Linked DNA regions of Homo sapiens: all the other regions are linked to region 1. The links are chromatin loops, found by intact Hi-C in ENCODE. Cell type or tissue: endothelial cell of umbilical vein. All regions are shown on one strand. Region 1 overlaps ZHX3 (zinc fingers and homeoboxes 3). Region 2 holds the start of LOC105372621 (a long non-coding RNA gene). Region 3 overlaps PLCG1 (phospholipase C gamma 1).

Evidence for each region. Peaks named below come from ENCODE experiments on the same cell type or tissue, not always from the same donor. Only the 100,000 strongest peaks of a DNase experiment are listed, where the experiment ranks them.
Region 2: a loop joins it to region 1, with 7 times the contacts of the local background. A loop is called at or near these places in 2 of 110 quality-filtered maps.
Region 3: it touches region 1 in a loop (6-fold over the local background); 2 of 110 quality-filtered maps call a loop at or near these places.

Annotation. Positions count from the first base shown.
Region 1 is chr20:41,245,664-41,253,663 of GRCh38, reverse strand. All of the region lies in intron 2 of ZHX3 (zinc fingers and homeoboxes 3), which reads left to right. Among named protein-coding and RNA genes, the nearest start is that of ZHX3, 68 kb to the left of the region's middle. In endothelial cell of umbilical vein, a CTCF peak has its summit at 3,483; DNase peaks (open chromatin) are centred at 3,763, 4,143 and 4,773; H3K27ac peaks cover 5,601 bases.
Region 2 is chr20:40,999,227-41,007,226 of GRCh38, reverse strand. It overlaps LOC100128988 (a long non-coding RNA gene), which reads right to left. Exons shown (of 3, transcript NR_145525.1): 2 at 1,180-1,328. LOC105372621 (a long non-coding RNA gene) reads left to right here and starts at 1,753. Exons shown (of 2, transcript XR_936724.4): 1 at 1,753-1,994. RefSeq lists an enhancer at 2,767-3,966. In endothelial cell of umbilical vein, no CTCF peak of the experiment used is centred here; DNase peaks (open chromatin) are centred at 1,666, 2,396 and 3,586; H3K27ac peaks cover 4,024 bases.
Region 3 is chr20:41,146,643-41,154,642 of GRCh38, reverse strand. All of the region lies in intron 1 of PLCG1 (phospholipase C gamma 1), which reads right to left. Among named protein-coding and RNA genes, the nearest start is that of PLCG1-AS1, 13 kb to the right of the region's middle. RefSeq lists an enhancer at 7,788-8,000. In endothelial cell of umbilical vein, CTCF peaks have their summits at 6,190 and 6,420 (motif pointing left); DNase peaks (open chromatin) are centred at 2,312, 3,742 and 6,502; H3K27ac peaks cover 5,402 bases.

The DNA.
Region 1 (8,000 bases):
CAAATGGATACACCTATAAAACCCAGACACCTAGAAGGATATTATCATTACCCAGAAAGTTTCCTCATGTCCCTTCCCAGTCAGTGCCCACCCCTACTCCCCAGAGGAATATCTACTATTTTTATATTGTATATTCATATGGCATCCTGTTCTACCAGAATTTAAAGTGACTCACTCTGGTCCATAAAATACAAGAAGAAAACATAAATGAGAAGTAGATGGAAAAAAGAAACCAAGGTAGGAATATTAAATGGAACCAGGAGACCACCTGGAACTTTTATAAGTGATACATTATTCAGTCCTCACAAAAGATATACATAATTATTTCCATTTTATAGACAAAGAGGCTACAAAGCTATGCAGCTAATAAGTAATAGGGACACTTTTACTCCAAGTCCATACTTTTTTTTTTTTTTTTACTGTAGTCCCAAAAACCAAGACAACAGGTAAAATAAAAGCTTATTTTAACTGTGAATGTGGTCTCAAATAATATACGCTAAAGTATTTGCAAAATTGTGTTTCCTCTTCTTGTTGGTACTTTGACCATGAGAGATGGCAAGGGTGGGGGCACTAAAATAGTCCTGCAGTCCTTACAAATTTCCTTAAGGTCAAGGTTGGCTTTGGTTTATCCTGTGTGGCCCTAGAGATGGGATTCCATGTCCTCAGTTATAGAAAAAGACAACTTTTCCAGGACTGGTGATAAGAGTGAGAAGTCTTGAAATGTCCTGTCGACTGTTAATTAGGACTATAGCAACATCAACAAGGAGGCATCTTACATATAACAGACTCCTGGCCAGAGTTTTCAGTTTTGACTTTAATGGGGTTCGTTTGTTGTGTTGAGGAAGAGAAAAGATAACATTTTATAAAAGAATTATAAACCTCTAATAGGGGACCTTAGAAATCTGCCTTCTATATTCTGTGTTGTCTCCTTTATAATAATATATTGTATATATAAGTAATGGGTGAGGAAGAACTGAAGATTACTTTAGAATTTCTTACTTAAAATGCCAGAAAAGGGATTGGGCATGTTATATGGTAGGAAGGCTGTCACAAGACTCCTGGATAAAGTTAGAGAGAAACTGAAAAATAAGATGGGCATGTTACAGTTAGACTTACTTGGCAGTATAAAATGAAGACTTTCCTCTTCTGGGCTGTGGCCACCAGCATCGCGGGATGACACCTGGGTTTGGCTCTGTTGGGCCATAGGGGACTAAGACGTACTCACATGGTCTCAGGTGATGGATTAAGAAAACACAGGAACTAGCTCAGTGGCGAGGCCTAAGAAGACCTAGAGCAATGACTCTGGAAACCACTAGAAGTGAGGCAGGCATCCAGTAGTCCTGCTCTACTGTCTGTACTGTCTTCTCTCTAGCCCCTGTCCCCTATCCCTCTGCTCCCTAACTTCTCATTTCCCACTCCCAGCCCCTCCTCCCTGGATCCCATACCCAAAGTCTGAAAAGAGGACATTTCCTGGTCTTTCAGGCCTTCTGCCCTGTGCCTCTGGTCTTTTGGAGGGTAAGGCAGGTATAGACAGCCAACTCACCAGTAGAAAGATCCACATTAATGGTGGCTAGCAATGATAAAGACTATTTCCTCCTCCCTAGGCAGCAATACAGTTATCTTGAATAGACTGCTTTATTTGGAAAAAACAACATTTTTTAAGTTATAAAAGCCATTCTTTCTTATTGTAGATAATCTGAAAAACATAGGAAAGAATAATGAAGATAATTGAGATTCCCTTAGTGATATCTTGATATCATTCCTTTTAGGTATTAATTTAGAAATTGCTTACATACAGTGTAAAGCCATGTTATATATATATATATATTTTGTATCTCACTTTTAGGATATTTATGTATTTATTTATCATGTCTTATCCAAATATTTTTCTGTATCAAAAATGATAAGCATAATGTAAAATAAGCATTGCTATTCTATCTATTCTATAGACAGTACTCTACTTTTAGCTTAACTATTTTGTTGAATTTGAAGTGAGTTTTTGTGAACAGCATATAGTTGGGTTGTATTTTTATTCTACTCTGCCAGTCTTTGCCTTTTAGTTGGTGTATTTAGATCATTTATCTTTAAGCTAATTATTGACATATTAGAGCTTTAATCTGCCATTTATTATTTACTGTTTCTTTTCTTGTCTTTCTCTGGGTTACTTGAACATTTTGAGAGGTTTTTATCTTGACTTTCTAATAGTTTTTTTAGTGTATTTCTTTGTATTATTTTCTTAGCAGTTGCTCTGAGTATTACAGTATACCTATGTGACTTACTGTAGTCTACTATGATCAGTATTTTACCACTTTGAGTGAAATGTGGAAACCTGATTTCCATTCAGGTCCCTTTACCTTCCCCCTTTTAATTTTTAATTTTTTTAAGACACAGAGTCTTGCTATGTTGCCCAGGGTAGAAGTGAACTTCTAGACTCAAGCAATATTCCTGCTTTAGCCTCCCAAATAGCTGGGACTACAGGAGGATAATCTATATATATATATATCTCCCCATATTTCTGCCTTTTCTGTTGTTTTCTGTTCCCTTTTGATGCTTCAGAATTCTTTTAATCATTTCCTTTCTGTTTGAAAAACTTCCTTTAACCATAAAAATGTTGTGCCACTTCCTTCTGGCCTCCATGGTTTTATTTTTTAATTTTATTTGTTATTATTTTTTATTTTTAGTAGAGACGGGGTTTCACCATGTTGGCCAAGCTGGTCTCAAACTCCTAACCTCAAATGATCTGCCTGCCTTGGCCTCCCAAAGTCATAGGATTACAGGCGTGAGCCAGTGTGCCCGGCCAGGCCTCCATGGTTTTAGATAAGAAACCTGTTGTCGCTTGATATTCCCTTATAGGTAGTATGTTGTTTTTCTCTGCTTTCAAGAGTTATTCTTTGTCTTTAATTTACAGAAATATAATTAAGATGTGTCTTAGTGTGGATTTCTTTGAGTTTATCCTATTTGGGATATGTTCACCTTCTGAATCTAGGTTTATGTCCTTCAGCAAATTTGGGGAATTTTCAGTCATTATCTTTTTGAATACTCTTTCAGCCCTTCTTTTTATTCTCTCCTGTGACTCTGATAATATGAATATTGGATCTTTTGCTATTGTTTCATAAGTGTTGGAGGTTCTGTCTGTTTTCAGTCCATCTTCATGGTTTTGCCATGTTGCCCAGGTTGGTCTCGAACTCCTGGCCTCAAATGATTAAACCATCTCAGCCTCCCAAAGTACTGGGATTACAGACATGAGCTACCACGCCTGGCCAACAGGTGATTTTTTAAAATCTACTTCGGACATTTTGTCTATTAAGAGAGTCTGGGTCCTATTTAAATCTTCCATTTTAGCAGGCGGTCACAGTGTTTAGATGCAGCATGTGAGCTGGGATTTACTCTTGTGGTTCCAACGATGATTTACTTTTCAGAGCCTTTGCAGTACTCTTTTGGTCCACTTGGTTTATCTGGTGCTGCCACGGCTCCCACTAGTCCCTGTTGGTGCTGTCTGATGGGGGTAAGGAGTTTCCCCAGGCCATGCTGCCTGATATCTAGGTAGAGGAGGGAGTCTCCATCCTGCTGGGATGCAGCTTGCTTCCTGGGGGCCCTGTAGTTGGGGGGAAAAGTGTTTCCCCAGACTGCTTTATTGTTAGTGGGGTCCTGAGCTATCCCCCTTGTTGGTGCTTCCAGCTGGCTTGGTATTGTCGGCAGAACTCCCATTCAATCCTCTGCTGCCCTCTGTTGCTAGGTTGGGGGTTGGGAAACACCCTCGGCCACCTTCTTCTATTGAATGGGGGTGTGGTCATAAGATGTGCTGCTATGTTGTTCCTCCAATCCTGGGTCCCTAAGTAATTCACCTTCCTTTTTCTTTCAGACTTCTCCTTTGGTTGCCTTTTGTGTTATTTTCAGGATTTACAGTTGTGCTTACAAGGAGGTGGGGAGAGAAATGGGTTTAGACCATCTTGTCTGAACGGTGACAGGGTTCTATTTAACCATTCATCTTTTGGATGCTAAGATTGTTTTAAATGGTGAGTAGATTAGACTTTGTATTGGAGAACTGGGGGAAGGAGGCCTCCCAACGACCTTGATATCTGAAAGGCTTTCTTACTCCACAGACTGATGGGCCTGGGCCTGGTTGGCCGCCCAGTGCAGGCTATTACTCATCTGCCTTCCGCTTGCTTGGCTGGTGATGTCAGTTCTTCGTGTCTGCTTTAAAGGCAGGCTTTTCTTGTTCTTATGCTCACTGAATAATGCAGTAGTTTGTTATACTTTTAGCATGATTAAAACAGAGGAACTGTCACTTTTGTAGGGTCTTTTCTTGACCTATCCTTTTGGTCAATGTTGTTTCCCTTTTGGCAAGGGAATTTTGCAATTTATTTTAAATTCAGTCATGCAAATTGTATTTAATTGTGACTTAACTATGAGATTTTTTTTTTTATGTGAACAATTCTGTTTCAGGGCTGCAAAACAATGACCAAGTTTTTCTTATATTAGTGTGAAGAAAGTTTTTAACATTTTCCATTTGTGAATGAGGAATTTGAGGTCATCTCAGTTCTTCCAAAGTAAATGTACCTTTAAAAAAATCAGAGTGAGAAATCCTATATAGTGGAAGTCATGGGTAATTTTGTATAGTTTACAAGAATAGTTTTGCACAAATAATTTCAGGTTAAAATTGCATACTATTTATCCCCACCCATTTCCTTTATTGGCTGTGACACACAGGAATTACGCCCATTGCTTGACTAACCTTTCTGACCTTTTGTTACTTGGCTATAAATTGACTTGGGTCTTTTGCAAAAACACTGTCAGGGGGGAAAAATCTTTTTGTTAGAACCCAGCCAATTCCTGCTTCAGTGGAGAACAGTTTGTTCTCCTGAAGAAATGAGCCAGTTCAGTGAACAGAAAAACATAGCCATAAACTGGCATCGTCAAACACTGCAAAAGCGATTGCCCACATTCATTCCACAGAGGAGGGAGCTTTATAAAAGAATGAGGTTTTGGAGAGAGAAATACAGTTTTGAGCACCATGGGCTTTAGGTCAATGTAATTGACTCGTTAGAGTGAGCTGTAACCACATAAAAAAATTTTCTTTTCCTGAGCTCTGGCAGCCACCAACATTTTAACATTTTAAACAGGAATATTGTGGAATTCTCCTGCTGCCTGCTTTCAGTCCTCTTGACTGTGTTGTATAGCATGTATCCTCTGCATTTCATTTGATGTTCCCATGAGATTGGAAGCTGCCTGTGTTCAGCAATGCAAACATTTCCCAAGTAACTGCTCTGTGCAAAGCTGAGTGTTGTTATACTTTTAGCAGAGAAGACATTAATAATGGTCAGTGAATTACAAAAAAAAAACCGGAGAAACTGGAGAAATCGTTGTATGACAGGCACAGGTGCAAAGTAGTAGAAAAATGTACAAGACACAGTTCTGGACAGACTGTACCACAGAAGTAGAGGCATTTGAGAGAGGTTTGAAGTCTGTTGAAGAATTTGCCAAATGGATGAGAAGAGTATTCTCGTCAAAGAGAGGAGTATATGTAAAGCTGAAGAGTGATGACCCAGCATGGGGTTTCAGGTACTATAAGTAGATTTACGCTTGGGTGTAAAGTATAAGGAGGGAAACGAGTAGCAGACAGTGAAACTGGAGAGGCGCAGGGACCTGATACCATCGGTCTCAAATGCCACCTGAAACAGTTAGGAATTTATACTGTAGGCCATGGGAGGCTCTGTAAGAGCTTGAAGCAGGGGAATGGCCTAGGCAGAGTTGAGGTAGGAAGATGTGGGTTTGTAAGGAACTGTTCAGAAAGGGTGGGTTGGACCAGACTAAGACAGGATCATGATACCAGGCTGAAGTGGGCAGACTTTGTCCTGCAGGGAATCACTGAAGACAATGATATGTGCTCTAGAAAGGCAAATATGGTTGTGATTCAGGGGAGCATACAGGGAGGGCAGGGTGCAGGCAGTGTAGATTGCTGAAGTTACTGCAGAGGTTTACAAGCCACAGGAGAAGGATGGTGCTGCAAAACCTTACTCAGGGTGCAAGTTGGTCACTGGGGAGTGGAGGGGAAGAGGAAGGAGGCAAAAAGCCTGAACATGCTACTTAATTCTCCTGTTAAAGACACTTAACAGGCACTTAATGCCTGTTAAAGATACTTCCACACAGACTATCTTGTTTAATTTTTATAGTGGGCCCTATCTTGTCTATATTCAGATGATTTCCATTGTGCAAAAGAGAACTGAGGTTTGGGAGGTTCAATACTTTGCCCAAGACCCAAATGACCTACACTAGGAAGTAGCTGAGTCCAGATTAGAACCCAGGTTCATCCAACTCTGAACACAGTGACATGCCACCCTTGACTAGTACTTGCTATAACTGAGCTGCCCAGTATTAAGCAAGTCTTTCTTTTTTGAAACAGGTTCTCCCTCTGTCACCCAGGCTGGAGTGCGGTGGCATGATCTTGGCTCACTGCAGCCTCGACCTCCTGGGTTCAGGCAATCCTCCTGTCTCAGCCCCGCCAAGTAGCTGGAACTGCAGGCATGAGGCGCACGCCACAATGCCCATCTAATTTTTGTATTTTTGTAGAGACAAGGTTTTGCCATGTTGTCCAGGCTGGTCTCAAACTCCTAGGCTCAAGCGATCTGCCAGCCTTAGCCTCCCATAGTGCCAGGATTACAGGCATGAGCCACCATGCCCAGCCATATACATACTCTTTATAAGAGTTCATGTCTATAAATCATAGTACTGCTAATATTTAGATATTAGTTTTTTTTGTTTGTTTGTTTGTTTGTTTGGTTTTTTTTTTTCAGATGGAGTCTTGCTCTGTCCCTCAGGCTGTAGTGCAGTGGCACAGTCTCGGCTCACTGCAACCTCCACCTCCTGGGTTCGAGTGATTCTCCTGCTTTGGCCTTCCGAGTAGCTGGGATTACAGGCATGTGCCACGACGCCTGGCTAATTTTTGTATTTTTAGTAGAGATGGGGTTTCCTCATGTTGGCCAGGCTGGTCTTAAACTCCTGACCTCAAGTGTTCCACCTGCCTCAGCCTCCCAAAGTGCTGGGATTACAGGTGTGAGCCACTGCGCCTGGCCTAGGTATTAGTATTAATGCTAATACAATTAGTATTTCAAAAGCCTGGATTTTTTTCTTCTTAACCTATTACCCTATGAAAATATCAGCTATATCATTTTATTTGTTAAAGTCTCACCATTTTAGAAGAATTGGTTTAGGGGAAAGCCCAACCAAATTGGCAAAAAGTATGAGTGAGTGAGTATGCTTAAATAAATGTAATTTTAAAATGTTCAAGGTGTGTCTGTATGTGTGTGTAACAATTCACATTAGAATAACAGACTATGGCTTTCAGAAATTAGAGAACCTTTTAGGACTGACATGAACTTAATGTAAATTTTAGTAAATGTGTGCTTTAATAGGTCTCAGAAAACATACCTTTTAGTATTATATCTGAAGAAGAGGCTTACTAAGCAAAAATCATCTTCAGTGAAGTCCCAGGACGAATGAATGATTCTCTTTATGCAGCATTCATTCTACTGTCATGAGGTCATGGAGTCTGTGTTTAGGGCCTAGGAAAGGAGATGCAAAAGAACCAGAAACAAAACTGGCCTACTCTATATCAAAAATATATTCCTGGTTAATGGATCAGCTCCTAGTTAGATACCAAGGGGAAGTACTGTTCCATTTGATATTGGAGACTTGAGGTTCCAGCATTGAAGGCTGTAATTATGGAATGTTGCAAGCTGTCTCTTCAGCATCTCACATTTTCACCCTTTCCTTGCTTGCTGCTTCTCAAAGTGGAACCAGAAATAATGAGTGTTTTCAAGGTAGAAAAGTGCAGGAAATGTGGGTAAAGTATCTCAATCTTAAGATTACTGTATTATTATCTTTGTGGCATCACTGTTAGAAATTGCTAGGTTTTTAAGAAAAAATTAAGATCTAATGTAACTGAGCTGTGGAGCTGTAGCACATTTCCCTGCCCAAACAGTTGGAATTATATATAGCAC
Region 2 (8,000 bases), 250 kb after region 1:
AGGCAGATAGGCTCTGGACAAAAAGGGGTGGGTCCCTGGTGAAGCCCCACCTTCAATCCTGGGAAGGCCTGAAGCCTGGGGGCCAGGCTGCCAGTCCTGCAGATTGGAGTAGGAACTTATGGTGCCTTTTCTGGGCCTGCCCATGGCCAACCATGGACCAATCAGCACACACTTCCTCCCCTCTGAAGCCCATAAGAACCTGGACTCAGCCAGACTCAGAGAGATGTTGGGACAACCAGCTGCAGAAAGGAGCTATCCCCTCTGAAGTCTCCTCTCTGCTGGGAGCTCAGCAGACATCAGGATGACCAGCTGCGGAGAGAAGCTACCCATTCCAGGGTCTTGTAGCTCCTCTCTGCTGAGAGCTGAACATTAAAGTTGAACATTAATGGGACACCCTGGCAGCAGAGAGGAGCTACCCACTGTGAGTCTCCTCTGAGCTGCTCTATTGCTCAGTAAAGCTCTTCAGCTTGCTCACCCTCCACTTGTCTGTGTACCTCATTCTTCCCGGGCATGGGACAAGAACTCAGGACCTCCTGAATGGCAGGGCTGAAAGCGCTGTAACACAAACACGGCTGAAACACACCTCTTGCTCACCACGTTGTGGGTAAGAAGAAGGGGAGAAGAGCTGAGGCCCTTCGGGGACCCCAGACCTAGGAGCTCCCTGAGCCAGGGCTGTGACACCCTCTTTGGGGGTCTGGTTCCTGACATATCCAAGCCCCCAGGAACCATTGCATTCCCCAGTGGCAGCAGTGGAAGCTGCTTGCAGGATGCCTGTTCCAGCTGCAGCCTCGTAAGAAGCCAGCACTCATGCTGGCACCTGGAGCTGCCCACTCCACCACAGCCATTGTTCCTGGCTGTGCACAGTGGCTGGACCCCACGCTTGCTTGCTCACACATATCCTCGCTGCTCCGCTCGCCCTTGGCAGGCAGGGGATCCAGGCCATTAGCACGAGCTGAGCATAGCCTGCCAGGCCAAGTGGGCGCAATGAGCCTGAGCAAAACTCTGGCAAAGGCACCACTGGCTACAGAGGTTTCTGGCTGGTGAAGTGACAGCCCAAGGATCCCATAATGACATGTTGGATGTGCCTGGCATTGCACAGACACACAGTAGGTGTTGGGAAGCACTGGTTCTTTCTTTCAGAGGGTCTGTCATCCTCGTTTCCCGCATGGCCGAACTTACCAAGGTCTTTGCAGCTTCTGCTTCCTTCTGTAGTACTCATGGGTCCCACATCTGTGCTTACAAAGTCCCTAGTGTAGTGATGGGGAGATGTTTCTGGAAGCAGTAGTGGGAAAGGGTGAGTGAAGGCAGCTCCCCCTGCCTGGGTAGTCCTAGAATAGGAAGGGGGTGAACAGTCAATACATGCAGTGGAGAGGACTCTGACCTGGGAGGAAGGAAGACAAGCTACTTGCCCCAACCGTGCCACCAGCACAATCAGTAAACCTTGCTCTGTTCTAAGCCTCAGTTTCTCCACTTCTTCAAGGAAGGGTCTTCCAGCTGAGCGCTTCCCTGTTTCTGTCCCTATCTCCTTCTCTCTCCCAGAAAGTTTCTTGCCTTCTCTTGACTTACAGAAGACATCACTTCCTTGAAGACTTGGCTCACTATAAGCCTCCTGGCGGCTCCTTCCTGGGGCACTGGGCCAAACTCCTGACACGATTAAGAAGAGGTTTTGGAACTGGGCCAGACTAGGAAAACAGGAAAGATGACGAACAAAGCTTCCCTCCTTCTGAGGGTTGTTTATTCCAGTGTTCCTTCAGTTGAGTTTTCTGGGTACACAGCAGCCCTTGGCTTTCCATCCCATGTGCAGCCTCTGGCCCAGCACTTAGTCCACTCTCAGTCATAGAGCTTATCACACAGACTTGCTCCAGTGCCCACTTGTCCAACTGCCCCAAACTCCTGGAAACCAGAAAGAACACAGATGTATCTCAACTGAGTGCCTACCATATTTCTACAGGAGGAACTGTCTTCGCATAAAAGCCCCTCTGCAGCTCCTTAAGGTAAGCAGTGTTCTTTCCATTTTGCAGCCATGAAAACTGAGGTCAGGGAGGCTCCCCAAGGTCACCCAGCATGTTGGTGTTGGATCCAGAAATGGAGGGAGTTGGAAGGGAGGACGTCTTATCAGTTAAGACAATATTCTTTGGAGGCTGATGAACCTTTCTGAGTTTGAATTTTGACTGTCACTTACTGCCTGTGGAATCTGGACAAGTTCCTAGTGGGAAGCAGTTTTGGGTCACAGTGGGGATCACAGACTCTGGAATCAAATGTCGGTTCCACCATCTGCTAGTTATGTGACCTTGGGCAAGTTCCTTTGCCTCTCTGCACTTCAGTTTCCACAGCTGTCAAACAGGATAATAATAGTGCCTGCCTCATCAACTTGTCGTGTGGATTAAACGTGATAATCCTTGTGGGGCGTTTAGCACAGTGTCTGGCCCATGGTCCAGTGCCATCTATGTCAGCAATGGTTTGAATGCAGGCCCCACTGACTCTGGCTACCACCTGTTTCCCTGCCTATCACCTGTCACCCTGGTGGCTCACTCATCACTTGGCGTGCTGTAGGTGCTCCCGGGCTTACTGACTGAAGGAGTGGTTGAGAATTGACTCAGTGTTTCTGAAAGCAGGCTTCTGATAATGTGTGGGAGAAGGATTCTGGAGGAAGATGATTTTCAGGAGTTTCCCAACCAATCAGCAAGTAATTGCTTTTTGCACACTAGTATGGACTTAGACCAGTTTCAGATTGGTTCTCTGAATGCTACCTGTGCAATCAGAAGCATACCTATACTCACGCCTATAGAAGCAATCTATACTGATTGTGGAGTGTTCAAATGCTACATAAAGACCGAAAGCAGAGAGTTAAAGTTCTAAGTAAACTTGCTTCAAAAGGGTTGCCCACTGTTTATCTGAGGCATGTCCTTCCAGAATTTGCCTAAGCCCTATACCTTTTTTTTGTTTTTTTTTTTTTGAGACAGGGTCTCACTCTGTCACCCAGGCTGGAGTGTAGTGGCATGTGATCCTGGATCACTGCAACCTCTGCCTTCTGGGCTCAAGCAATCCTAGCACCTCAGCCTCCCAAGTAGCTGGGACCACAGGTGCACACCACCACACCTGACTTTTTTTTTTCTTTGTAGAGGCAGAGTTTTGCCATGTTGCCCACGGTGATCTTGAACTCTTGGGCTTAAGTGATCTGCCCGCCTCGACCTCCCAAAGTGCTGGGATTATAGGCGTGAGCCACAATGCCCGGCCTATATGCCTATGCCTCATTTTTGAGTGTCACTGTGTACCCTAGTCGGTGTTAGACACTGCAGGTCCCCGAAGAAGTAGAGGTGACTGTCTGTACCTTAGGGGCAGGCACAGTTGGGGCGGGACCCAGAATTCATGGAACACTTAATCAGCAATTAAAATGTCCACAGGACCAGTGACTCACTCATTTAATACGTACTTAACATTTGTGGTTCGGAGACCCGGAAATGACAAATCAAGGTCCTACTTGGTTTCAGAGTGAGCCCCGAGATTGAATCAGCAAGGAAACCTTTTGGTATACTTGCCTCCTGATTATGGGCCTGTCAACAAGCCTCAGTGGGAGGGCAGGACGGGTGATGTGTCCTCACTGCCCAGAAAATTGCACTTTCCTGCCTCATTTATTGTATGTAGAGAAGTGAACTGAGGAGCCCGACAGGCTGGGCTTGCCACAGGTGGTTTCTAGGACCTTGGGTGACTCACTCCCTTCTCTGAGCCTCAGGTTTCTCATTTGAAGCATGGGGAGGCTCCTCCTGCCTTGAAAGGCACATTTCTCATTCATTCATTCGTTTGTAAAAGATGGTATTTCATAAGAATGTGGAGGGATGACTCAATAAACATAGCCATCTGGGGGAAAAAAAGAATTGGGTGATTTGGTAGATTGTATTACTGTTCAGCAAATATTTACTTTCCCCAGCCCCCACCACCACGGAAGGAATATACTTCCTCACCCTGTTGATATTGCACTTGGCCACGTGACTTGCTTTGGCCATGAGAATATGTGTGGAAGTCACAGGGGCCAGGCCCAAGGCACAAAGTGTTTCCATTCATCCCTTTGAGCAACTGTCCTCGGCCATGAGAACCACAAGTCCCAGACAGTGGAGGCTCCTTCAGCCTGGACTCCAAATGAGAAGATATATGAGACAGCCACCTACTCACCCCAAAGCCTGGAGCCCAGCCCAGCTAGCCCCAGAAAGCCCTGCAGAGCCCCAGCTTGACCCACAGACCCCTGGGCAAGAAGTGAATGTTTACTGCTGTAAGCACCAGGCTTCTGGAAGTTGTCTTTTATGCATCATTGTCACAGCAAAATCTGACCAATGTGGATCCCTGGCTCACTCCTTATATTGATTTTAGCTTGGGTCTTGAGCGAGGATTTTCTTTTTTTTTCTTTTTTATTATTATTATTTTTTTCGATACAGTGTCTCACTCTGTCACCCAGGCTGGAATGCAATGGTGCGATCTCGGCTCACTGCAACCTCCGCCTCCCTGGTTCAAGCAATTCTTCTGCCTCAGCCTCCCGAGTAGCTGGGATCACAGGGGCCTGCCACCACACCTGGCTAATTTTTGTATTTTTAGTAGAGATGGGGTTTCACCATGTTTGCCAGGCTGGTCTAGAACTCCTGGGCTCAGGTGATCCGCCCGCCTCAGCCTCCCAAAGTGCTGGGATTACGGGCGTGAGCCACCATGCCCGACCGAGCAAGGATTTTCTCATTAGATGATATTTGACCTGAGATCTGAATGTTTAAGAGCTAGTCATGTGGCCATCTAGGGGAGAAATATGCCAGGCAACAGGAATAGCAATGCCATGGTCCTGAGGCTGGAGGAAACTTGGCCTGTTCAGGAAAAGAAAGAAGGCCAGTGTGGGGCCAGGCATGGTGGCTCACGCCTGTAATCCTAGCACTTTGGGAGGCTGAGGCAGGCAGATCATGAGGTCAGGAGATTGAGACCATCCTGGCTAACATGGTGAAAACCCGTCTCAACTAAAAATACAAAAAATTAGCTGGGCGTGGTGGCGGGCGCCTGTAGTCCCAGCTACTCGGGAGGCTGAGGCAGGAGAATGGTGTGAACCCGGGAGGCAGAGCTTACAGTGAGCCGAGATCATGCCACTGAACTCCAGCCTGGGCAACAGAGCAAGACTCCGTCTCAAAAAAAAAAATAAATAAATAAAATAAAATAAAGAGAAGACCAGTGTGAAATAAATAAGGGTTGTTTGGTATCTGAGAGGGAGATAGTCTGAGCTCTAGACTCATATGTTCAATAGGGCACTTCAGGCTGGGCATGGTGGCTCACACCTGTAATTATTTTATTTTTAATTGACACATAATGATTGTATTTATGGGGTACAATGTGATGTTTCAATACGTATATACACTATGATAATCAAATCAAGGTAATTAAAAAATCCATCACCTCAAACATTTATCGTTTCTTTGTGGCGAGAAGATTTCAAATCCTCTTTTCTGCTATTTTGAGATGTACATTATTCTTAACTATAGTCACCCTATTGTGCAATAGAACACCAGAACTTATTTCTCCTACCTAATTGTAACGTGGTACTTATTGGCCAACCTCTCCTCCTCCTCCCTCTACCAATCCCTCCCTAGCCTCTAGTAACCACTATTTTACTCTCTGCTTCTATGAGATTTAAAACAAAAATTCTTTTTTTGTTTTGAGACAGGGTCTTTGTCACCCAGGCTGGAGTGCAGTGGTGCAATTACAGCTCACTGCAGCCTTGAACTTCTGGGCTCAAGTGATCCTCCTGCCTCAGCCTCCTGAGTAGCTGAGAACCACAGGAATGTACCACCCCACCCAGAATTTTTTTTTTTTTTGAGTCAGAGTCTTGCTCTGTTGCCCAGGCTGGAGTGCAGTGGCGCGATCTTGGCTTACTGCAACCTCCGCCTCCCGGGTTCAAGCAACTCTCCTGCCTCAGCCTCCCAAGTAGCTGGGATTACAGGTGCCTGCCACCATGCCCGGCTAATTTTTTTTGTATTTATAGTAGAGATGGGGTTTCACCATATTGGTCAGGCTGGTCTCGAACTCCTGACCTTGTGATCCGCCCACCTCAGCCTCCCAAAGTGCTGGAATTACAGGCATGAGCCACTGCGCCTACCCAGAAAAATTTTTAAATTTTTTGTAGAGATGGAGTCTTCGTATGTTGCTCACGCTGGTCTTGAACTCCTGGATTCAAGCAATCCTCCTTTCTTGGCCTCCCAAAGTGTTGGGATTACAGGCTTGAGCCACTGTGCCAAGTGGAGATCGATTTTTTTAGGTTCCACAGATAAGAACATACAGTTTGTTTTTCTGTGTCTGGCTTATTTCACATAACATAAAGTCACCAGATTCATCCATGTAGTCACAAATGAACAGGATTTAGTCCTTTTTTATGGCTGAATAGTATTCCATTGTTTACATGTACTTCATTGTCTTCATCCATTCGTTCATTGATGAACACTTAAGTTGATTCCATACACTGGCTATTGTGAATAATGCTGTAATAAATATGGGAGCACAGATACCTCTTTGACATGCTGATTTCCTTTCCTTTCCTTTCCTTTATTTTATTTTATTTTCAAGACAGGGTCTCACTCTGTTGTCCAGGCTGGAGTGCAGTGGTGCCATCTCGGCTCACTGCAACCTCTGCCTCCCAGGTTCAAGTGATTCTCCTGTCTCGGCCTTCCAAATAGCTGGGACTACAGGCACGTGCCACCACACCCAGCTAATCTTTTGTATTTGTAGTAGAGACAAGGTTTTACCATGTTGGCCAGGCTGGTCTCAAACTCCTGGCCTCAAGATCCACCTGTCACGGCCTCCCAAAGTGCTGGGATTACAGGCATGAGCCACTGGGCCCAGCCTATTTCTTTTAGATGTATACCTAGTAGTTGGATTCCTGGATCATATGGTAGTTCCATTTTTAATTTTGGGGGGAACCTCCATACTGTTTTCTACAACAGCTGTACTAATTTACAGTTCCACCAACAGCGTGTAAGGGTTCCCTTTTGTCTGCATCCTCGCCAACACTCGTCTTTTGTCTTTTTGATAATAATGGTTCTAACTGGAGTGAGATGATATCTGTTTATGGATTTGATTTGCATTTCCCTGATGACTAGTGATGTTGAGCATTCTTTCAAATATCTGTTGGCCATTTGTAACTCTTATTTTGAGAAATGTCTATTCAGGTCTTTTTTCCACTTTAAAATTGGACTATTTGGTTTGTTTTTTGTTTTTGTTTTTGTTTATTGCTATTGAGTTGTCTGAGTTACTTATATATTCTGGATATTAACCAGATGTATAGTTTGCAAATATTTTCTCCCACTCTGTGTGTTATCTCTTCATGCGTTGTTTTTTTGTGCAGAAGCTTTTCAGTTTGATGTAATTCCATTTGTCTATGTTTGCTTTTGATGCCTGTACTTTATTTTTGAGACAGAGTCTTGTTCTGTCGTCCAGGCTGGAGTGCAGTGGTGTGCTCTCAGCTCACTGCAACCGCCACCTTCCGAGTTCGAGCGATTTTCCTGCCTCAACCTTCTGAGAGTAGCTGGGACTACAAGTGTATGTCACTACCACCAGCTAGTTTTTGTATTTTTAGCAAAGACAGGTTTTCGCCATGTTGGCCAGGCTGGTCTCGAACTCCGGACCTCACGTGATCCGCCCACCTTGGCCTCCCAAAGTTCTGGGATTACAGGCATGAGCCACTGCACCCAGCCTATGCCTGTGCTTTTGAGGGCTTATCTAAAAAACCCTTGTCCAAAACAATGTCAAAAAATGTGTCCCCATGTTTTCTTCTAGTAGAGTTTCATAGTTTTGGATCTTAGATCTAAGTGTTTAATCCATTTTGAGTTGATTTTTGTATATGGTGAAAGGTAGGGGTCTAGTTTAATTTTTTTGCATATAAATACCCAATTTTCCTGGCACCATGTATTGATGACACTGTCCTTTCCCCCGATGTGTGTTGTTTGCACCTTTGTTGAAAAATGAGTTGGCTGTAGTTGTAG
Region 3 (8,000 bases), 99 kb after region 1:
GACTCTTGCTCCCACCCCGACTCCCCCGAGACATCAGGCCAAGTCACAGGCCTGCCACTAGCTCTCTTCCTGTCCAGTAAAGTGGGATAACCACCCTGTCTGGCCACCACGAGGATGTGCATAAGGGCAGTATTCCTGTTGCCCCGGCAGAGTTCAAGGACAGCAGGAACCCTAGGGAAGAGAAAGAGAAGAGCAAAGGCAGGGCTCCTCAGAGCACAGCCAGTGAGAGCCAGCCAATCCTGCCCTAGGGGGCAGACACATGGCAGGCCCTAGAAGGGGGAGAGGGAGCCCAATCATCAAATCCAAGACCCTAAATTAGACCTAAGTTTCTTGTTGGAACCTGTGTCCTAGTATCCCCTGTGCTCAAAAAAGCCACTTCCAAATAGCCCAACAGACAGAGGTCCCCCAAATTTATAAGCCTGTTAACCGCTCAGCAGGCAAAAAGGGTGTAGAGAGGTATTATGAACAAAAGCACTGGCAAGGTGGGCAGGAGGCCTGGACCCATCTCTCTGAGCCTCATTTTCTTCATCTGCAAAATAGAATCACCACTCCTGGCACCTCCTTCATTGGACTACAGTGAGATGCCAATGAGGTAAGAGATACAGAAGTGATTTAATCAGAAAGGGACAGGAGGACATATTGAAAACTAAACCCACCAAATGATGAAGATATGGCCAAGAAAACCATAACCAAAAGTACCCCAAATTTCTGAACATGAAACATGCTTTCACTGAAATATTTCTCTGGGTCTGGGTGTCTCGCTCTGTTGCCCAGGCTGGAGTGCAGTGGTGCAATCTCGGTTCACTGCAACCTCTGCCTCCGGGGTTCAAGTGATTCTCATACCTCAGTCTCCCAAGTAGCTGGGATTACAGATGCACACCACCATGCCCAGCTGATTTTTGTATTTTTAGTAGAGACGGGGTTTCACCATGTTGGCCAGCTGCTCTCAAACTCCTGACCTCCAGTGATTCGCCTGCCTCGGCCTCCCAAAGTGCTGGGATTAGAAGCATGAGCAACCATGCCCTGTCTGAAATATTTCTCTTCAGAGAGGGTTTTCCCTTTATAAAGTGCATACGCTCACTTTAGAAGGCTGAGGCAAGAGGACTGCTTGAGGCCAGGAGTTCAAGACCCATCTGGGTAACAGAGGAAGACCCCACCTCTGCAAAAAATAAAAATTAAAAAAACTTAGCTAGACATGGTAGCACATGCCTGTAGTCCCAGCTACTTGGGAGGCGGTGGGAAAGATCACTTGAGCCCAAGGGTTTGAGGCTGCAGATGAGTAGGAAGCTCTATGAGCTATGATCACAGTACTGTACTCCAGCCTGGCCAACAAAGCGAGATCCTTTCTCTAAAAACACAAAACAAAAACACAAAACCCAAAGTGTGTAAGCTAATTGATGTAAATGGTAGCAAAAACTATCCATTTAAACATGCATGGAGTAAAGAAATTTTGTAACTTAAAAAAACTGCAACTCATAGTAAATATGAAAGGTCTCTTTAAAATCTAAAGAGCTTGAAAGAGGTAAGCGAAGATTTCCTGGACAGGTTCCTTCCCTTCTGGGGGTTTTTACTACCCCCACCTGTGGCCTGTGGACCCCAGAACCCCTCAAGGCCTGTGTGCCCCACTCTGCAGAGGGCACTGGAGGAAGGCAGGGAAAGCCCAGCCCTCCTCAAAAGGGTCCAAGTCCAATTAACACAACACAGACACCAGCCCATGTCTCCCCATACTCCTTCCTGCCTCAGCCTTTGCACAAGCCACTCCTACCTCCTCACTTAAGCCCCCACCAGGCCCAGGCCAGGGGCACACTAGGTGCCCCCTCCTCTCTTGTGTGTCACCACTTGTCACACCTGCTGGTGCTTCCCTGGTGTCTTAGGCCACTGGCCTATGAGCTCCTCCAAGGAAGAAACCACATTTGACTCTTCTCTCCATTCCCTACCAGTCCAACACAAACCCAGGGCCTGGGGAGGCCTCAAAATGTTCAGAGTACTTAAGAGCAGGAGTAAACACATGGGAGTTAGATTCCAGAGCTAATTATCTAACAGGCAGCAAAGGCCACAGATGCTCAAAAATGGTACCAGAAAGATGGTATCAAGGATGGCTTCCTGGAAGAGGTGGCACAGTGGGCCACAGAGGCTGAGGGGCTACAACAAATACTGAAAATGCAGTGGTCAGTGAGGTAACAACGGGAACAGAAAAAGCAGCAGCAGGCATAGTTGGGGGGAATGTGACCCCTGGGGGCAAATACAGTCTGGAAACACTGGGAAGTCCTTACATAAAGATTCCTATAGCCAGTGGGAACCACGGGAAGCTAACAGAGCTTTGGGAAAAACAGTAAAAGCAGCAGGATGCCGAGCACCCACGCCCTGCTGGGCCCGAAGCCAAGACCATGAGGAGATTCAGGAGAGTGGTCCCAGGGGTCAGAAGAGGTGTGTAGATCTCCAAAATGACCTCTCACCAATCACCCTCTCCACATGTAGTCTGTGGCAAACAGATGAGTCCCTCCCAGTTCCCCACTCCCATACCAAAGAAAATACACAGCCAGGACCTAGGAGAGCATTAATGGAGCTAAGCCTTCTCCACCAGAGGATGCTGAAAGATGGACAAAGAAAAGTTCCAGCAGAAGTGAGTATCATCTGGGCCACTTCTGGCCCCCTACCTCAGTCACCCCATCCCCAGGTTCCTATACAACTCCCTGTGGGGTACGGCAGGCACTGCACTGCAGATCCCCCTTCACAGGCAGCCAGAGGCACAGGGGCTCTGCACCCATCAGGACCATACGGCTTTGGCAAGGTTTTTGCAGCTCTGAAGGAAAAGGATGGAGGTAGCCAAAGAAGAGACAAAGATAGGACCTGGACACAGGTGGGAAGGAAGCCTGATGCAATAGTAGCCAGGTCACAGGATGGTCAGCATTTCCAAGCTGGCTGCATATGCCCAAAGCCTGTGGAAAGGGTGAGAGTTCTCCTCTCCCTCTCATTCCTCCCTCTTCCTGAGACTATAATATTCCTCCTCCTGCCTCTCAGTAGAAACATACTCACAAATCTGAGGTTTCCCTGAGCACATCTGGCTGCCACCAAAGGAAGGTCAAAGTGGAGGGGTGGGTAGCTATCCCTTTCCATTTTACAAACAAGGATCTGGGTTCAGGGACTTCTGAGGTCACAGGGTTATATGGCAAAGGGAAGGCGATGGTGGGGCTTACTGTCCTTCCCATTACTGTGCAGCAGCTGCCTTCAAACCAGACCCGCGGGCAGCGAGTTGGACAAGCTTGGTCTAGATTCTAGACAAATCTCTTTGAAACAATGAGGAAACAGAGGGTCCAAAGGGTCTTGTCATGGTCATATGGTGAGTCATGGCAGAACTGGGACACTCTGCAGTGTCCCCACAGCAGCTGCTATCCCTGACACTGGGTATACAGAGAAACACAGAGCAGCCACAGCCAGCCTTTGTACCATCCAGGCAGGCAGCCCTCTTCCCTAGGACTCTAAATTAATCTCACCTATTTCAGAGGTAAGAACAGAATCCAAAGGAAGGAAGGGAAAGGAGGTCCCACCCAGAGAAATTAAAGCTGGAAGAGCACTCAGCAGTGATCTATTCGGCTTATGCAGTCATTCATTCCATCATCTGATCAAACATTTATCGGGCATCTATCTACTCCATGTCAGGCCCTGGGCTGGGTCCTAGGGAAACAGAGATCAATAAGGCATTTGAGTTCCTGCCTTTGAGAAAACCCCTGCCTGATGGAGGAAACAGATGGGGAAGCAGATAACTATGAGGTCATGCAACGAGTAGAACAACAGGGAGGTGTCTGTGGAGCTGAGTGTGTGTAGAGCAATGTCTTGGAGTGCTCTGTAAAAGCCAGGTCTGGAGGGCTGACAAGCACACATTGGGCAGAGGGGTTCATGGAAACCAAGACAGAGGTGCAGGAGTCCACTAAGTTCCACAAACAGGGCATTCAGAGTATCATGGATGAGAAGGGAGGGAAGATGGCCTATACCAAGCCTTGACTGCCACAGTAGGGAAAGGTGGCTTTCCCCAACTTTTCTGCACAAGCCCAGAAGATTCTCCAGGCAGCCATGGGTCAGCCTCTGTGTCAGGAGTCTAGTGTGCTCCAAACTCTGCCTCCCTTGCAGACTGATGCTGCCTAAGTTCTTTCTAGATGGCCTGTGTATGCCAGGCTCCTAGCTACAGGAGAGAGACTGGGGACCCACCAGGGCCATGTCTCAGGGATGCCCAGGACCTCAAAAGTCCCTCATAAAATGCTCCCCCACATAGTACACTCAGGCTACTTGGAGAACCAGAGCAATGGGTATAAGTCACTTTTAAAATTTTTCTTTATATTTTATAGAGATGGGGTCTCACTATGTTGCCCAAGCTTGTCTCAAACTCCTGGCCTCAAGTGATCCTCTCACTTCGGCCTCCCAAAGTGCTGGGATTACAGGTGTGAGCCACCATGCCTGGCCCATAAGTCACTCTGTTGTCCAGGCTGGAGTGCAGTGGCACCAACAGGGCTCACTGTAGCCTCTACCTCCCCAGGTGCAGGTGATCCTCCCACCTTGGCCTTTCAGGTAGCTGGGACTACAGGCAAACCACAACGCCAGGCTGATTATATTTTTTGCAGAGATGGTGTTTTGCCATGTTGCCCAGGCTGTTCTTGAACTCCTGGGCTCAAATGACTCGCCAGTCTTGGCCTCCCAAAGAGCTGGGATTACAGGCATGAATCACCGTGCCTGACCCATAAATCACTTATCTATGGTCCTCCTTCCTGACACCTCAGAGCAATCAACATGGTTGATCACGCCCTCTCTCCTTGAAGCTCTGCCCTTGATTTCTCCTGCACAACCTTGCCTGGTTTTCATGCTTCTTTGTGCGCTACAGGCCTACCTGCATTTAGCAATGGCCTTGGTCAAGGCTCAGGTCAAGGTCCTCTCTTCCGGTGCTCTGCCTTCTTCCTCATCAGTGTCAGCCATGCCCACACCCTTAATTACCTCCTATGTACAGATAATTCACAAACAGGTCTCTAGCCTAGTCCTCTCCTCTTAAGCTTCAGATCCTTCAATTCAGCTGCCTACTTGCTATCCCCACTCTTCATCTCAAAACGTCTCAAAGACAACTCCTCAAAACCAAACACTGTCTTCTCTCTCTCACCAGAACCAAGGCCTCTTGCCATACCCCCTGGGTCAGCTAAGAGCATCACCATTCAAACAGGTACCCAAACTCCAAACTTCAGAATGATCCTTCGCATCTCCTTTTCTCTCACCAGCCCCCAATCCAGCCCTCTGAGAAGTCCCACTGGCTTTATTATTCAAAATTAACCATACGTTCTGAGCACCTACATGAGAGACATTAAACTAGATACTTGGAATACAAGTACCTCAAGGAGCTTGAATGTGGAAGGAAAAATTAGATATGAGTATTATGCTAGATAGCTTACGTTAGAGTCCACAGACAAATACTATAAGAAGCTGAGAAGTAGAGGATGAAGTAGTTACTACCTCTGCTGGGTGGGAAGAGACGATGAGCAACAGCAGCATCTGGCATCCTAACACTAATTTCTTGCATATTTACTTTGCATAGACATTGCATAAAGCTCTTGATAAGACTGCCTTACAACGATAAAAACTGCCTTATATTTTATACTTGCAAATAACACTATGAAGTAAGTATTAGGGTCCCCAATTCCCGAGTGAGGAAATTGAGCACAAAGAGGTTAATTAACTTACCTAAGGTGGCAGTTGGTGAGTGGCAAAGCCAACAATACTTCAAAGCCAAGACTGCCTGTACCCTAGACGTGTGCTCTGTAATGCCTCAGAATCCTTGTTGGAAGTGGCCAAGCAGGGCCAGCACAGACAGAAGGGGAGGATGGAGAGGACTCCAGGTTTCGTGGTGCACTCCTGCTTCACAGTATTTATTATAGTAGCCATACATGTATTTTAAGGCTGTCTGATTGTTTTCTCCACTAGAGCGTAAACTCCTTGAGAGACTGCACCATGTCTGCCATCTTCAATGCTCCATGCCTACCAGGAACTTAATAAGGTTTTGGGGACCTTATTCAAGAAAAATACTATGAAAGCATCACTGCTATATAACCTGTTCCTGCTCACTAGATAAATGAGGCCCTCCTGACCACAGCCCAGCATATCTCCAAGTCTCTCTCTGCTGCCCTGTCTCTGCAGAGCCCTCTCACAAGGGAGAGGAAATGGAATGGGTTGGGAGAAGAAATAAAAATCTGGGGTCTCCCTCCTACAAGGAAACAACAGGGGCCTAGGACTCATAGTGGTGGGGGAAGCGTCAGAGCAACAGGGGCTGAGGTAGGGAGACAAGTGGGAAAGGGAGAATAGAGGCCTTCCCCTCTGCCACTCCCTGAACCCCATGACATCTCACCACCCCAACCTTGGTTCCTGCCTCTTTGGTTTCTGTGTTACTGCCACCTCTTGGACAGTAAATGTTGGTTTAGTCCTTAAGCCTCCAACAGAGTAAATCTGTGGGGCTGGAGACGTTCTAAATAATGACCGGAAGTCGTCAGGTCAGAGGCCTGCTTGCTGAGACATCCTGCTTCAGCAGAACCCACTAGGCTCTCCTGTTTTAGAGCTACTTGACCCAGCCGCCACAGCATCTGGCTGCACTCCCTTTGCGCCATGCCAGCCCAAGCCAAGCCACTCTCCTGTTCCCTTTTTGCTTCCTGGGAAACAGGGCCCCAGTGAGTGATCTAGACTCTGATCTCACTCCAAGGTGCCAGGGATCTCATTCACTCACTGCCTGCCCAGAAAGCCCAGCTTAAATTTTTTTTTTTTTTTAAAGAGACAGAGTCTTGCTCTGTCACCCAGGCTGGAGTGCAATGGCGCGATCTTGGCTCACTGCAACCTCTGCCTCCCGGGTTCAAGCAATTATCCTGCCTCAGCTTCCTGAGTAGCTGGGTTACAGGCGCCTGACACCACGCCTGGTTAATTTTTGTATTTTTAGTAGAGATGGGATTTCACCATCTTAGCCAGGCTGGTCTTGAACTCCTGACCTCGTGATCCCCCTACCTTGGCCTCCCAAAGTGCTGGGATTACAGGCGTGAGCCACCGTGCCCAGCCCAGCTTAAATTCTTTGAACTCACCTCCCCTACTGAGAGAGATGGCTACCTTGGATTTCTTTCTCTGAAGTTGAAGTTGAATAACCTATCGTTTTACCTGCTTAGGACAGCTGCTTGCCCAAACTTTACTAGCACACATGATTGTATGGAGCTTCATGCTTCCGGTGTAGACCAGTTCTCAGGCCAGAACCAGGCCATCCTCTTGTGATCAGTCTGGCAACAGACATTCTGTTCTCACTGGAGGGAATGCTCTGTGTTTCACTGCTGGCCTCAAAAGGCCCTCAGCAAAATCCTTAACAAAGTGACATATGTTACCTTTTCCAACCTCCTTGGTAGATATGCTAAGAACGCCCAAGAAAAGGCCACAGTCCCAGTTAGGATGGACAAGCTAACACAGGCACATTATACTCAATTACTGTTGAAGGTGGAGGAAGTGACTAGGGCAGGAAGAGGGGAGCTGCCTCCAAACAGGTGGTGGACTATCAGGCAGAATAGGGTGACCATAAAGTGGGTCTTCAGTGCCTCAGAGAAGGACCATCACCCCTGCCCCCATCGCTGCCCAACCTCCCAACTGAGGGAATGGAGTTGTATTCCTTAGCTCACCTCCTGCCCCCAAGTAAGCTGAGAAACCTGTGGGACCTATGGCCAACTGGAGCTCTCCTTCACTCCTTCCTAGGGTTAGTCACCCTGTGAACTCAGGCCCACACTCTCTGGGCCTTAGGCTGAAGTCAAGGTGGGGTTGGAATTCTCCCACCACACATCCACACCTACACAGCCAGAACCCAGTGTGGTCAATACCCGACTCCTACCATGGGCAAGGCCAAGCCAAGGACACTATGACCCAAGCCCATGCCCTCAACAATCATTTCCCTCAGAACATTTTAACTCAACCATATCCCCAGGTGTCCAAGAAAACAGGAAGCCAAC